Linked DNA regions of Homo sapiens: region 2 is linked to region 1. Evidence: read pairs that join two places in POLR2A ChIA-PET (ENCODE). Cell type or tissue: PC-3. All regions are shown on one strand. Links, peaks and the distances in the headings refer to the core of each region. The heading gives the core; the rest is flanking DNA.

Region 1 (4,303 bases), core at 258-4,257:
GAAGATGGCAATCTCCCTAGCAGTCACCTATTCTGAACGCAACTGGACCTGTGATTTTAAAGAATTTTTATCAAACTCTAATTAGCATTATTGTTAGCACAATCATACAAATTACTACAACTGTGTATACCTTAGGTTTGGAAATTCTATTAATTAAAACTAAAATTATGGCCTATCAAATTAGAAAGTCATTTCTTAGACTTTCTCAAGTGACTATCATGAGGTATAATTGTAAACAAGAAGAATATGGAAGGCATCTTTAAATATTTTTCAGATTGATTTTTTAAAAATTAAAGATCACTGTTTGAACTTGCTCACAAGGATATACATACTTCTTTTTACTACAATTCACTTTATTGCACAGAGGGACAATACTCTTAAGCTTTCTAGAGGCTTCCTGGTGTGATAAAGGGACAACCACAGTCAATCCCATAATCTTTTGTGTCTAAATACTCTAAACTGTTTTTTCAGACAGGTCTCACTCTGTTGCCCAGTTTAGAGTGCAGTGGCATGAATAGCTCACTGCAGCCTCGAACTCCTAGGCTCAAGCAATCTTCCCACCTCAGCTTCCTGAGTAGCTGGGACTATAGGCTCATGCCAGCATGCCCAGATATTTTTTTTTTTTTAGATGGAGTCTTTCGCTGTTGCCAGGCTGGAGTGCGGTGGCACGATCTCGGCTCACTGCAACCTCCGTGTCCCGGGTTCAAGCTATTCTGCCTCAGCCTCTGGAGTAGCTGGGACTACAGGCATGCAGCACCACGCCCAGCTTATTTTTGTATTTTTAGTAGAGACAGGGTTTCATCATGTTGGCCAGGATGGTCTTGATCTCTTGACCTCGTGATCCACTTGCCTCAGCCTCCCAAAGTGCTGGTATTATAGGCATAAGCCACCATGCCCAGCCAATAATTTTTTAAATATTTTGCAGAGACAGAGTCTCAGTATATTGCCCAGGCTCGTCTGGAACTCCTGGGCTTAAGCAGTCCTTTCCTGGCCTCCCAAAGTGCTAGGATTACAGGCATGAACCACCACACCCAGCCACTCTGAACTTTTTGATCCAACATGTCAACAGAAGGTTATAGAGTCATATACTCAGTTTTTTCTCGGAAGCATGCTTTTCTGACAGTGAATCTTAATTTTCATGTCTTTGTCATATGGACAGGCTTGGAATTTCCCAAATTATCCTTTTCTCAATTTATTTTTCCCCTGGTATTTTCCTATAAGCAGTGAGAAGAAACCAGGAGCACCTGCAACACTTAGCTTAGGAATCCCCTCTCTAAATAAGGTTTCATGATGACATAGAATCAGAATGAAGAAATAGAATATTTTAGAGTGTATCATCAAGTCCTAAAAGACTATACACCTATTCCCACACATTGGAAAATACCTACAAAAAAGATGGCAATATTCATGTCAACCAGTCACAATACTACCTTCCTTGAATAGTGTTAGGGACACAATGCCAAATATTGATTTGGGTCTCTCCTTTTCCTTTATATAGTATGGTTTTCAGGTATTACTATTATCCTCATTTTTATAGATGAAGAAACCATAGCACAGAAAGGTTATATAATTTGCCCAAGTCACATAGTCAAGTTAGTGGAAAGCTGGGGTTTTAACTCAGGTAGTCTGGCTGTAAAATCCATGCTCTTAACCAATCTATTACAGAATCCTTTTGTAACTTGATTTTTGTCTCAATATTTTTAAGTGTTATCCATTTTAATACCCAAAGAGCTAATTCATTCCTTTTAATTATTGTGTAATATTCCATTGTATGAAAACAATTTATCTACCCTTCTATTGTTTATTTCCAATGATTAACTGTTATAAGCAATATTTGAATAATCATCTTATACTTATGTCTTCTTGTAAGCATGTGTGAGAGTTTCCCAAAGACATATATCTAGAAATGGAAATTAGGATCATCAGGTATGTCCATGAACAACTTGATATAAGTGTTCTCAAAAGGGATTATACCAATTTATACTCCCTCCTCAGAGTGAAGGAATTCCCATTTCCTACATCTTTACCAATGTTTAATCCTGTCAAATATTTAAATTTTTCTGAATCTGATGAGTCATGGTAGCCCATTGTTTACATTTGCTTTTAATAGTGAAGTTAAACATATTTTCATTTATTTACTGGCCATGAGAGTTTCTCTTCCATAAATTGCATGTTCCTATCCTCTGCCTATTTTTCTATTGGGTTGAATTCTAAGCCTGTTGATTAGTAGGCTGTCTTTACATAGATATATCCTTTGTCTGTGGCTTATTTTGTCATTTTGTTTATGATATCTTTTATGCAGAGTTTAAAATTTAGGTAGATAGACAGATCTTTTCCCTTAGTGGTTGGGTTCTTTATATCTCAAGATATTCTGTGATGTCTCAAGAATATAGCAATACTCTATTTTTCAGAAAGTTTAAAATATTTTGCTTTACACATTCATGTCTTACAATCATCTGTAATTGATTTTTATGTATGGTACAAAGTAGGTATATAATTTTATTTTTTTCCAGATGAATAATAAATATTCTCTGGCATCATATATTAAATAGTTCATTTTCCCCACTGAAATTTAGGGTCAGCTTCTCAGTTTGCTTTTAAAAAGATTCTTCTGAGATATTAACTACACTGACAAATTAATTGGGAAGAAATTAAGAGAAACAGCGTTATGATATTTAGTCTCACTATTGAGACATATATACATTTCGTGTGGTCTTTCATATAAATCAATAAAGTTTCATACTTTTTGCCATAAATGTCTTACAATTCTTATTTTATTATTATTACACTTTAAGTTCTAGGGTACATATGCACAACATGCAGGTTTGTTACATAGGTATACATGTGCCATGTTGGTTTGCTGCACCCATTAACTCGTCATTTACATTAGGTATTTCTCCTAATGCTATCTCTCCACCAACCCCCTGCCCTATAATAGACCCCGGTGTGTGATGTTCCCCACCCTGTGTCCAAGCGTTCTCATTGTTCAATTCCCACATATGAGTGAGAACACGGTTTGGTTATCTGTCCTTATGATAGTTTGCTGAGAATGATGGTTTCCAGCTTCATCCATGTCCCTGCACAGGATATGAACTCATCCTTTTTTATGGCTGCAGAGCATTCCGTGGTATATATGTGCCACATTTTCATAATCCAGTCTATCATTGATGGGCACTTGGGTTGGTTCCAAGTCTTTGCTATTGTGAATAGTGCCGCAATAAACATACGTGTGCGTGTGTCTTTATAGTAGCATGATTTATAAACCCTTGGGTATATACCCAGTAATGGGATGGCTGGGTCAAATGGTATTTCTAGTTCTAGATCCTTGAGGAAAATTGTGTTCCACAATGGTTGAACTACTTTACACTCCCACCAACAGTGTAAAAGCATTCCTATTTCTCCACATCCTCTCCAGTACCTGTTGTTTCCTAACTTTTTAATCATCACCATTCTAACTGGTGTGAGATGGTATCTCATTGTGGGTTTGATTTGCATTTCTCTGATGACCAACAATGATGAGTATTTTTTCATGTGTCTTTTGGCTGCAGAAATGTCTTCTTTTCAGAAGTGTCTGTTCATATCCTTTGCCCACTTTTTGATGGGGTTGTTTTTTTCTTTTAAATTTGTTTAAGTTCTTTGCAGATTCTGGATATTAGCCCTTTATCAGATGGGCAGATTGCAAAAATTTTCTCCCATCCTGTAGGTTGTCTGTTCACTCTGATGGTAGTTTCTTTTGCTGAGCAGAAGCTCTTTAGTTTAATTAGATACTGTTTGTCGATTTGGGCTTTTGTTGCCATTGCTTTTGGTGTTTTAGTCATGAAGTCCTTGCCCATGCCTATGTCCTGAATGGTAATGCCTAGGTTTTCTTCTAGGGTTTTTATGGTTTTAGGTCTAACATTTAAATCTTTAATCCATCTTGAATTGACTTTAGCATAAGGTGTAAGGAAGGGATGCAGTTTCAGGTTTCTACATATGGCTAGCCAGTTTTCCCAGCACCATTTATTAAATAGGGAATTCTTTCCCCATTTCTTGTTTTTGTCGGGTTTGTCAAAGATCAGATGATTGTAGATGTGTGGTGTTATTTCTGAGGCCTCTGTTCTGTTCCATTGGTCTATATCTCTGTTTTGGTACCAGTACCATGCTGTTTTGCTTACTGTAGCCTTGTAGTATAGTTTGAAGTTAGGTAGCATGATGCCTTCAGCTTTGTTGGCTTTTTGCTTAGGATTGTCTTGGCAATGCAGGGTCTTTTTTGGTTCCATATGAACTTTAAAGTAGTTTTTTCCAATTGTGTGAAGAAAGTCAT
Region 2 (4,303 bases), core at 179-4,178, 920 kb before region 1:
ATAAAAATGTGACTCATATATTTTTAAAATATATTTTAACTATTTAGAAAAACTTTTTAAAAACCTTTTAAAAATAGTCTGCAGAACAAAACTTCTTTTGCCGTCACTGTACACATATATGAATACCTTATGACAATTAAGGAAAGATAGCTGTACACCAGCCTTGCTTTGAATTTAGAGCTGAACATGTCTGCTGGTATAAAATTGTATCAGTAGATATGTGTGTATATTCCCCAGTTGTGTCAAGCACAGATCAGACACCTCTCCTCCCCATGCTGTAATATGTATTACAAATGCAATAACAAGTTAAAGTGGAAGAAGATGGGTAACACAAAACCTTACTTTTGATCATTTTAGTGTTTAAGTTCTGGGTGATTTTGTCTGATTTATATTTATGATAATGAATAGAGTCAGTTATTAAATATTGTTGGTGACTTGACTTTAGAACCAAAAATTAAGACTCATGATTTTTTAAGTGCCTCGATCAATTTAATTGAAGCTATCCTGAGATTTCAATATGAGCTGTTAACAGTTACAATTGCTTCTCTGTTTGACTTGATTTCTAAAGGTCTGGTTCCCTCAATGTGTAAGTCTCATGTAAGCTTAGCAAACCAGTAATTTTCCTTCTCAGCCTTCAGTTTTCTGTCTGTACATTGAAGCATTTGAAACAGATGATCATCATGATGTGCTTCAGCTCTGTAACTCTCTGAGGGTTCTCTTTAGTTCACAGCTTATTTACACAGTTAATAAAATTCATTTCTGGGAGCTCCTCTGCATGTCATCTGACAACTAATGTCAAAACGGCAGAAGTATACTAAATAGTAAAGTGGCTTATAACTACAAGTAGATTAAATGCTTACTTGTAGTTTATATTAGGTTCTCACTGACATTGCAATTTGTTGAGAATTATGTAAAAACTGGAAGAATTAAACATAGCTGAGTAAATGTGGCTGGGATGCACCTCTTCCATGGAGAAAAACCAAAATATTGAGTAAACCTTCACACTTCGAACAGAACTTTTGAGAGAAAACACTGAAATTTAATAGAGAAGCAACAGAAGACCTCGTGGTTGAAGAAAGAGGAAACAGGGCTGCCTGCTTGGCATCAGGACTGACCCCTAGACCCAGGTCACACCCAAGGAAGCAGTGAGTAAAGGAACCCTGGGACACCTCATTCCTGCTGTGGACCTCTGAGCTCCTAGCTACAAGAGTTCCTATGACCTCTACAGACTGGCAGGGGGAGCTGCCTAGAGAACACACCAAGGGACTGCTTGAAACTGCATGCTAAAGATCTTTTTTTCACAGCTGCAGCAAAATGCAACTCTGGGTGCCCACCTTCCAAGGCTTTGCATCCTGTCCTAAGAAGTTGCAGCTCCTGTTGTCTGCCAGGCCAGGAGAGAGTGGAGGTCAGGCACTCATGCACCCAAGACAAGCCCCAATGCCATTGCCACAGGACTAAGATGCATCCGAACCACATGCCTCCATCCCTGCTGGTCCCTCCTAAGACTGCCTGGCCATTCCCAGGAGGAGCTGGGAGGAGACCCACAGTATAGCCTTTACTGCTCCGCCTGAGTGGTTTGTTGGTGGCAGCCTGGGAGCACTTTACTCCCCCATCATAGTTGGTGCTAGACCCCAAGGAGACAGAGGGTAATTAAGTTGGCCTGGTTCCAATTTTCTAGGCCTCAAGCACACCACCCAGAAGTATGGAGATAAGATCTACGGCCTGATCTCCAGTGGAGGATCTCCTCTGTTAAAACACAGAGAAGAGTGTGTCAGGTTCATGTGGTGGTGCAGGAGCTGGGCACCCCTCTCTTCACAACGCTGGTGGGAAGGGTGTGGCCTGATAGCGATTTCTGCTGCAGGGTGTCTCGTGGTCTAGAATACATGGAATAGCTTGGTGATCTTGGCATGGATGGGTTGAAACTAACCTAATGGGTTAGGCCTGTTGCTCTTGGGGTTGTGGGAGGTGAGTGGGCCTGACAGCTGCCTGCTGCTCTGAAGACCCTGGGCGCCTCTCTTCCCTTGAGAGTGCCCTGTGTTGCAGGCGAAGGACCTCTGCCCCTCCCTGGAGGGTTGTCCCAGAGGCCTGAGAGCTACCCATAGAACCTCACCAAGCTTGGTGCTTGCATCCAGCCAGGGGAGCTTGACTGTGGGCTCACCTAACACCGCCTTGCTCAACTTTCCCCTCTTCAGCCACCTTGGCAGCAGAGCATGGGAGAGAACCCCTGAGAGCTCCACACTCTGCCCCTCACCAGGAACACCCTGGTACATTCCCCCATCAATAAAGTCCAAGTAAAAATTCCACTGCCATCACTGCAACTGCCTTTTGCCTGCAAGCACCACCTACTGGCCAGGAGGTCAAATTGCATGGTCCATCACAACTTCTGCTGACATCAGTGTATAGCACTCAATTGGCTCTTACCAGCAAGTGTCACCTGCTGGTCTGTAGGGTGAACTGCACAACCCCAATATGATTCCTGCTGACACAAGGGCACAGTGCTGGGAAACAAGCCTCTCAAAACTTCTACATCCCCATTTCTATAGGAGGTAGTGAGCTTGACCACATGCACAGCACACAAATACTACAATCTACAAGCAACTAGCATTTGTGAAAACCACTACACTAAGACTATCTATGACCAAAGAATTCATATAGAGCCTTGGCTCCCTAAAAACACATAGAAACAAAACCAAAGGACTCTACCCCATATATGCAACAGTCACACCCTCAAGGGGGGAAGAAAAAAAATCTCATCCAAATGAAAGTAAATTCAAAATAAGAAGTGACAGCTTCTACAAATGAGAAGGAACCAGCACAAGAACTTCAGCACCATGAAGAAACAGAATGTTGTGACACTCCCCCAAAAACACACTAGCACTCTAGGAACGGATCCTAACCAAAATGAAAACTTTAAAATGACAAACAATTCAAGATATGGATTTTTATTAGTCCATTTTGATATTGCTATGAGGAAATACCCAAGACTGGGTAATTTATAAAGAAAAAGAGGTTTAAAGAACTCACAGTTCCACATGGCTGGGGAGGCCTCACAATCATGGTGGAAGGTGAAGGAGGAGCAAAGGCACATCTTACATGGCGGCAGGCAAAAGAGAACATGCAGGGGAACTGCCCTTTATAAAACCATCAGATCTCATGAGACTTATTCACTATCATGAGAACAGCACAGGAAACACCACTGCCATGATTCAATTACCTTCCACCAGGTCCCTCCCATGACACATGGGGATTATGGGAGCTACAATTCAAGATGAGATTTGGGTAGGGACACAGTCAAACTATATCAGAATTGTAGGAAAGCTCAATGATATCCAAGAGAAAGTTGAAAACCAACACAAAGAAACCAGAAAAACAATTCAGGAGATGAAAGATAAGATAGACATCTTCTGAAAAACCAAAAAGAATATCTGAAAATGAAAAATTTACTGAAGGAATTTCAAAACACTGTTGAAATCTTTAACAATAGACTAGACCAAGCAGAAGAAAGAATTTCAGAGCTTGAAGACTGGTATTTGGAATTAACCCAGTCAGACAAAATCAAAGAAAAATGAATGCTAAAAAATGAACAAAGTCTTTAAGAAATATGGAATTATGTAAAGTGAGCAAACCCACAAATTACAGACATTCCTGAGGAAAAAGAAGAAAAAGTAAGTAGTTTGGAAAACATATTTAAGGAATAATTCAGGAAGATTTCTCTGATCTTATTAGAGATGTAAACATTTAGGTAGAAGAAATTCAGATAACAGCTGGAAGATACTATACAAGACAAACATCACCAAGGCATATAATCATCAGACTATCCAAGGTCAATGTGACAGAATAAATATTAAAGGGAGCTAGAGAGAAATGTCAAATCACTGATAAAATAAATTCCATCAGACTAACAGCAGACTTCTCAGCAGATGCCTTACAAGCTAGAAGAGAAAAGTGGGCCTATTTTTCACTTCTTTAAAGAAAAGAAAATGCTAGCCAAGAATTTTATATCCTGCCAAACTAAGCTTCATAAATGAAGGAGAAATAGACTTTTCCAGACAAGCAAATGATAAGGGAATTAATCACCACTAGACTGACCCTACAAGAAATGATCAAATTAGTCATAAATATGAAAACAAAAGGACAATACTTGCCATCATAAAAGCACATGTAAAAGAAAGCCCACAGACCCTATAAAGCAATTGTACAATTGAGACCCAAGGCAACTAGCTAACAATGCTATGACAGAAACAAAACTACACATTGAATATTAACTTTAAAAGTAAATGGCCAAAATGCTCCACATAAAATA

Evidence for each region. ChIA-PET counts read pairs that join two places held together with the same protein. Peaks named below come from ENCODE experiments on the same cell type or tissue, not always from the same donor. Only the 100,000 strongest peaks of a DNase experiment are listed, where the experiment ranks them.
Region 2: POLR2A ChIA-PET joins it to region 1 with 7 read pairs; 2 of 35 experiments call an interaction of 5 or more read pairs at or near these places.

The regions. Positions count from the first base shown.
Region 1 is chr1:173,647,337-173,651,639 of GRCh38, forward strand. All of the region lies in intron 2 of ANKRD45 (ankyrin repeat domain 45), which reads right to left. All of the region lies in intron 1 of LOC105371619 (a long non-coding RNA gene), which reads left to right. Among named protein-coding and RNA genes, the nearest start is that of TEX50, 14 kb to the left of the region's middle. In PC-3, for the core only: no CTCF peak of the experiment used is centred there; a DNase peak (open chromatin) is centred at 2,065; H3K27ac peaks cover 771 bases.
Region 2 is chr1:172,725,795-172,730,097 of GRCh38, forward strand. No RefSeq gene overlaps it. Among named protein-coding and RNA genes, the nearest start is that of FASLG, 69 kb to the left of the region's middle. RefSeq lists a silencer at 2,481-2,530. In PC-3, for the core only: CTCF peaks have their summits at 2,369 (motif pointing left) and 2,585; a DNase peak (open chromatin) is centred at 2,407.